Linked DNA regions of Homo sapiens: region 1 is linked to region 2. Evidence: chromatin contacts called from ENCODE Hi-C or POLR2A ChIA-PET data. All regions are on one chromosome and are shown on one strand. The core of a region is the stretch at or near the end of the contact, and the rest is flanking DNA. Distances in the headings are between cores, read along the strand shown. Region 1 has its middle 16 kb from the start of DHX8. Region 2 has its middle 20 kb from the start of ARL4D.

Region 1 (3,325 bases), core at 296-2,795, 49 kb after region 2:
ATGGTCTTGATCTCCTGACCTCGTGATCCGCCCGCCTCAGCCTCCCAAAGTGCTGGGATTACAGGTGTGAGCCACCGCGCCCGGCCGAGCCTGTGTAATTTTAGGCTGGAGTCCTGCTAGCACTGGAAAGCTTTGCCCTCATTATAAATGGTCAACTTGGCCTTCTGATTTCTAAGTTCATCTCCTGATGATTTTGGCAAGTATCAATAAATTATCTGGAGACTGCTTACCAACGTAGGGGGACTGACATGATTTAAAATCCAGTGTCTTCACTTGAGGTTTGAGTGATCAACCAAAGTTTAGCTGTCCTAAGAAGCCCTGCTTCAAAATCCTTTCCTGGCCGGGCGTGGTGGCTCAAGCCTGTAATGCCAGCACTTGAGGGGACCAAGGCTGGAGGATTGCTTAAGCTCGGAAGTTTGAGACTGGCCTGGGCAACATAGTGAGGCTCTGTCTCTACAAAAGATACAAAAAATCCTTTCCAGCATGTTCTCATCTTTCCTGGTACTTGTTCTTGGTGGATGTTCTAAGAATGTCTATTAAATGAATTAATTGCCATTATGTGATTTACCTCCTCTCTAGATTATAAAAAGAAGGCTTTTCCCAGACAGGCACAGTGGTGCACACCTGTAATCCCAGCACTTTGGGAGGCCAAGGCGGGCGGATCACTTGAGCCCAGGAGTTCGAGACCAGCCTGGGCAAAATAGTGAGACCTTACAAAAAAAAAAAAAAAATTAGTCAGGTGTGGTGGTGCACACCTGTAGTCTGTAGTCTCAGGTACTCCAGAGGCTGAAGTGGGAGGATTGCTTGAGCCCAGGAGGCAAGGGTTGCAGTGCACTCCAACCACCACTGCACTCCAACTTGGGTGGCAGCGTAAGACTCTGTCTCAAAAAAAAAAGAAGACTTTTCTGGGAGGTTGCACTTAGCCATGATTGTGCCACTGCACTCCAGCCTAGGCAACAGAGCAAGACCCTTGTCTCAAAAAAAAAAAAAAAAAAAAAAAAGAAGAAGGCTTTTCGCCACTGTTGAATCTTCCACAGCACCTCGCACATACTGGGTGCTCAGTTGCTTTTCTCATTTGCTTGCTTGCTTGTATGACCAAATGCCTCCAGCCACCCTGTGACCTGGGATACACTTGAGTTCTCATTTTTCCCAAAGCTGACAGGGATCCCAGGCTGGTCTTGGTTGACCTGGAAGAGTCTGTCCAAAGGAGGAAATTATCTCCCCATGAGGATTATTCTATTTATTTCCTCAGGATTGGGTCTGGTTGGAATCCAGCCAGGAACTCAGATGGTCCAAGACAGATTTGAGTTAGATATTCACACCCAGCTGATTCTGCCTGCCCAGGGAACAGGAGCATCTGTCAGGTGCCAGGAAAGTCAATGACAGATGTCTCCCCGTGGGTGCAGCGAGAGCTTCTGCAACTTCAGCCGAGGGAGATTCCCCAAGTGACAGCACTGCCTCCGCCCCCACTTACATTTTGATCTAATTTCTGCATGTGATATCGGAACTGATATTCTTTTGGTGGGAAGGGAATAAAGCAAGGACAGGCCTGAATCATCTTCATGTGCTCATCAGGAGAAATCATGTTTTTCTACTGCTGGGATTGCCTACTAATAGAAGGGCAGGGTTTTCCCCTCCATGGGTTTCAGGCAATGGAATGTCCTGCTGCCTCCTCAAATTAGCTTCAAATACCACTGGGAGCAGCAAAGGGAGACTGGGCCACGTGTCTGGTTCATAAATTACTTGCTAGCTCCTGTGGTATTCATTTTTTTTTTTTTCTTGAGCGTTTTTGTGCTCGAGCCATCGGTTTCTGATACAGCTTGCTTGAGAATCAAGATATTTCAATGCTGGAAGATCTAATAATTTCAAGGGCCAGCAAGCATTTATTTGAAGAATTTTCTGCAGGGCTGGCAGGCATGAGAAAGCCTCTTTCATGCAGTGGGGAATTAAGGTCTCTGAACTTGCAGTCCACGAATTCAAGAAGCGGATAGAAATGCTCACAGTTTGGGATGTAGCTTTGTGTAGTGTGGCCCAGGGCGAGATAATCCAAGTTTAAGTGCCTCCTCTGCCCCCTTATTAGCTGTGTCACACTGGATGAGTCACTTCATGCCACTGAGCCACATTTGTTCATGCATCATATGGTCACTGAGCATCCAAACCGCATGGAATGGAGGAAGGAGTTTACTGAGCATCTGCTCTGCCCTGGCACTGTGGCAACTGTTTTTTCATAGTTTTCTTTTCTGTAAAATGTAGTTGATACTATACCTGCTCTTTGTCCCTCCAGGATTGCCATAAGACTCAAAACAAGACAACATGGGAAAGTATATTGGGAGCAGCAAAGAATATAACCATGTAGAGGCCTGTTACCTTTGCCTTAATTCAGATTTTCCACATTCTCTTACTCTTTCAAGTATGTACAAGCTTGCCTGGGTGTGGCTTTGTGCGGCTGATTATTCACCATACCCCATCTAAGTTCGGTGTAGACACACAGCTGGGAGTGTAGTATTTCCTTCTGAACCCATGCCCCTAGATGCATGTGTCATCTTGAAATGTACAACACCAGTGAGGACACCAGCTTCCCACATTCTGTAGAAGATTGAGGCTAAAGTGGGTATGAGTCACGTGAAGTTGAAGGGCTGGGTTTGGTACCTTTGTGCTGTTGATTCCCATGTTGTCAGGGATAAGATCTGAGTGATTAGATGAAACTTGGTCTCCTGCAGCGAAAACAGCATGGGCTCAGGAGTCAGACTTACCCATCCAGGCCTCTTTGCTCTGCCAGTTACTAGTTATATAAAGATGGCTTGACTCAGCTTGGGCAAAAAGGAGAATGTAGTGGTAGGATCGTAGGGCATCTAGAATAAGGGATAACTGGAATGAGGACTAAAATGTCTCCAGGATACTTTCTCCTGGTTTTGTTTGTTCCCCTCCCCACATGTTGGCTTTATTCTTTCAGTCCAGCTTTTTCCCCAGAGAGGGGATCATGGCTTTTGGTATCTCTCGTATCTCATGGATCTAGCTTCACTATCAAAGAAGGCCTGGTTTCTTCCCTCAATTCCAGTTTCAAAAATCCTGGGACTGAGTGTGGTGGTTTTTCCTTGTGATTCCAGTGCTTTGGGAGACCGAGGTGGGAGGGTTGCTTGAGCCCAGGAGTCCAAGGCTGCAGTGAGCTGTGATCATGCCGCTGCACTCCAGCCTGGGTGACACAGTGAGTCCCTGTCTCAAAAACAAAACAAAACATAGGCCGGGCACGGTGGCTCACGCCTGCAATCCCAGCACTTTGGGAGGCCAAGGTGGGCAGATCACGAGGTCAGGAGATCGAGACCAT
Region 2 (3,144 bases), core at 462-2,961:
TAGTACTGATTACGCTGTATTACAGTTGCCTGTTTCCTTGTGTGTCTCTCCCACTCAAATGTGAGATATTCCAGGACAGGTGTGCTGTCTTTCACATCTGCATTCCTTGCGCTGCATGTTTTGCCTGGCATGTAGTGTGCCCAGTAAATGTTTGTTGAGTGAATGTATGGCTGGTAGTTCTCTATAATCTACGGGCCTTTGATCTCATTCTCTCTCATAGGACAGTCAATTCAGTACAGTTTAAGATAGGACTCAAGATGTGCTGTGGAAATCAGTACATTTTTCTCTCTCTCCTTCCCTCATCTCTCTCAGAATTCGCCGGTGGCCACACCCTTGGCACAGACACAGGCAGCTCAGTCTGCAGAACGTCAGCTGGCAGCGAGCAGCCCTTCCCTTCCTCCCTGGCTCTGTCTTCGCGCTCAGCACAAATCGTTTTTCCTTTTTGGGTGTTCAGAGCTCTGATAGCAGAGGGCTGGGTGGGAGTGTGGCAGAGCGGGCTGTCTGCAGGGAGGCAGAAAAGCGGGGTGTGGGAGAGCCAAGATGTGGGTGGAAGCATTGCTATGTAGGCCCTTTTAGAGGGAGAAAGAAAATTTAGCTCCTCTTTGGGGCTGCCTGGGGCACAGCAGCTGAGATGTGCTTGTCCCCTTTTGCTCTCCGGGGGTTGGGATAACCCTGTTGATATTTAGCCTCCTTCTGAGCATTGGCAAGCCTTCTGAGAGAGAGAGGCAATGAGAGAGGGAGAGATTATGGATTTTCAAAACTGGCCCAGTACATTCCCTTGATACCAAGCCACTGGGCAGAATCTTGGGGGTCAAGCTATTGCTGTTTCCTTGTTTTGGAGAACATAGGAAAAGATAATCTGCCACATACCTCATTCATTCATTCAGTACCTGGGTGATGCCAGACACTGGGGACACAGATGAATAAGGCCCAGTGCTCCTCCTGGGGCTCACAGTATACGGGGCATGGGCTTGTAAGGAGATGTGTTACAAGTGGGCTGGGATGGTTGTGAGAGGAAAGGCTTGGCAGGCTTGGAGGAGAACAGGTCACTCCGTCCATGGAAAGAAGGTGATGTTGGGGCTCTGGGAGTGATTTCTGTACGGTCTTGTACTTACAACTACCTCCAACATCAGTTCCTGAGAGGAGACTCTGTTTAACTCTTCATAAAGACAGCAGCAGCAGCCATGGTAGAGAATATGGAATTTGGAGAAGACAATGTGATTTCAGACCCTGGCTTACCACCTCATTCATTCATTCAGTAAATGCCTGGATCTGCTGTGAACAATTGACATCAGTTCTCTGAGCCTCAGTTTTGTCATCTATATAATTGGGATAGTGGTGACACTCACCTCACCATTCTGTTGGGAGGATTACATGAGCTCGTTTATGTGATAATGCTTTGTAAACTGGAAAGTGCTGTGCAAATATGAGCTGCTAATTACCCTTCCATCTATCCACTGATTCAGTCAACAAATAACTATCAAGTGCCCTCTTCTAAAGGCCTGACAAGGCCCTTTTTGAGGCAGGAGCCTGTTTCTTGCATGTGCGCGTGTGTGTGTGTGGGGAGGGGGTTGCTGTGTGTGACCATAGCGCGTCTTCATTAAGCGGCAACCATCTGCTCTGTCTGAAGGGAAGTCCTAGTTTCCCCAGCTCTCAGCCCTCGTCCCCACTGCAGGCGGGCAGGGACACGTTCTGCAGTCTCCCCGCTGAGGGTTGCTGCTGCACACAGGAGGCCGGCAGGGCGTGTGAATCACCAGCCTTAGTCACCACTCTGCCTACAGGGCTTGTCTTCCCTACCAGATGATGAGCCCAAAATAAAAATACGGCTGAAGAGCGAGTTAGCATTCCAGGCTGTCTCTGAGAGGCATCTGAGCCACCAGGAAAGGAGCTGAATGCATTATTTTGCACTTCTCCCAGCCCCCAAAACTCACATCAGGAGCATCCTGGGTAACCTCAGAGCTGAGGGGCAGCAGAGAGAGGGACGCCGGGCTTGGTGGTGAGGGTAGGAGACTGAGGGTGGCTTTCCGCACAGTCACCGTCTCAGCAGGTCCTGTCCAGCCACATTATCAGCTCTAACTTGTGCACAGTGCTTTGTGGCTTACAAAGTGCTTTGATACACTTTCTCTCATTTGATGCTCATGAGAACTTTGTGAGGGAGTTACTGGAAGGCAGAACAGCCTGGAGGTCCAGTGTGTGGCTTCTGGAGCCGAACCTGCCTGACTTTGAATCTGTTTTTGTTGCCTACTGGCTGTGGGACTTTGAGCAAAATCCCTTAGCCTGTTTTTTTGTTTTGTTTTGTTTTGTTTTTTTGAGACAGAGTCTCGCTGTCTCCCAGGCTGGAGTGCAGTGGCGCGATCTTGGCTTACTGCAAGCTCCGCCCCCTGGGTTCACGCCATTCTCCCGCCTCAGCCTCCTGAGTAGCTGGGACTACAGGCGCCCACCACCACCGGCCGGCTAATTTTTTGTATTTTCGGTACAGATGGGGTTTCACTGTGTTAGCCAGGATAGTCTCGACCTCCTGACCTCGTGATCCGCCCGCCTCAGCCTCACAGTGCTGGGATTACAGGCGTGAGCCACTGCGCTGGCCTAATAATAGTGGTGGTGTTTTTTTTTGTTTGTTTGTTTGTTTGTTTGTTTGTTTGTTTGTTTGAGACAGAAAATCTTGCTCTTTCACCAGGCTGGAGTGCAGTGAGGCGATCTCGGCTCACTGAAAACTTCTGCCTCTTGGGTTCAAGCGATTCTCCTGCCTCAGCCTTCCAAGTAGATAGGACTACAGGCACACACCACCACACCCAGCTAATTTTTTTTGTATTTTTAGTAGAGACAGGGGTTTCACCGTATTGGACAGGATGGTCTTGATCTCTTGACCTCGTGATCCACCCGCCTCAGCCTCCCAAAGTGTTGGGATTACAGGCGTGAGCCACCCGCCTGGCCAGTAATTATTTTTGTAGAGATGGAGTCTCACTACATTGTCCAGACTGGTCTTGAACTTTTGGCCTCAAGCCATCCTGCTGCCTCAGCCTCCCAAGTAGCTGGGATTACAGGCGCCCGTCACTGCGCCTGCCTAGTTTTTGTATTTTTGATAGAGACGGAGTTTCACCATCTTCGCCAGGCTGGTCTCAAACTCCTGACCTCGTGATCTAC

The links. Hi-C counts contacts between places; a loop is a spot of excess contacts on that map. ChIA-PET counts read pairs that join two places held with the same protein, here RNA polymerase II (POLR2A). Pooled maps may share reads with other maps.
Region 1: a loop to region 2 is called in a map of left ventricle myocardium inferior, with 2.8 times the contacts of the local background. The contact joins two enhancer-like sites. A Hi-C loop is called at or near these places in 35 of 168 maps with a recorded cell type or tissue (Calu3, GM12878, GM13977 and 22 more), 3 of 37 single-sample maps with no recorded cell type and 12 of 50 pooled maps. POLR2A ChIA-PET finds 5 or more read pairs at or near these places in 17 of 52 experiments (A549, A673, AG04449 and 14 more).

What each region holds. Positions count from the first base shown.
Region 1 is chr17:43,466,771-43,470,095 of GRCh38, forward strand. No RefSeq gene overlaps it. Among named protein-coding and RNA genes, the nearest start is that of DHX8, 16 kb to the right of the region's middle. Within about 2 kb of position 1,546, at least 5 of the 41 ENCODE cell types and tissues checked have a DNase peak (open chromatin) inside an H3K27ac peak, as active enhancers do; they include PC-3, PC-9, left ventricle myocardium inferior and 1 more, where a contact is called at or near this core.
Region 2 is chr17:43,417,285-43,420,428 of GRCh38, forward strand. No RefSeq gene overlaps it. Among named protein-coding and RNA genes, the nearest start is that of ARL4D, 20 kb to the left of the region's middle. RefSeq lists an enhancer at 1,301-2,112. Within about 2 kb of position 1,712, at least 22 of the 41 ENCODE cell types and tissues checked have a DNase peak (open chromatin) inside an H3K27ac peak, as active enhancers do; they include PC-3, PC-9, left ventricle myocardium inferior and 1 more, where a contact is called at or near this core.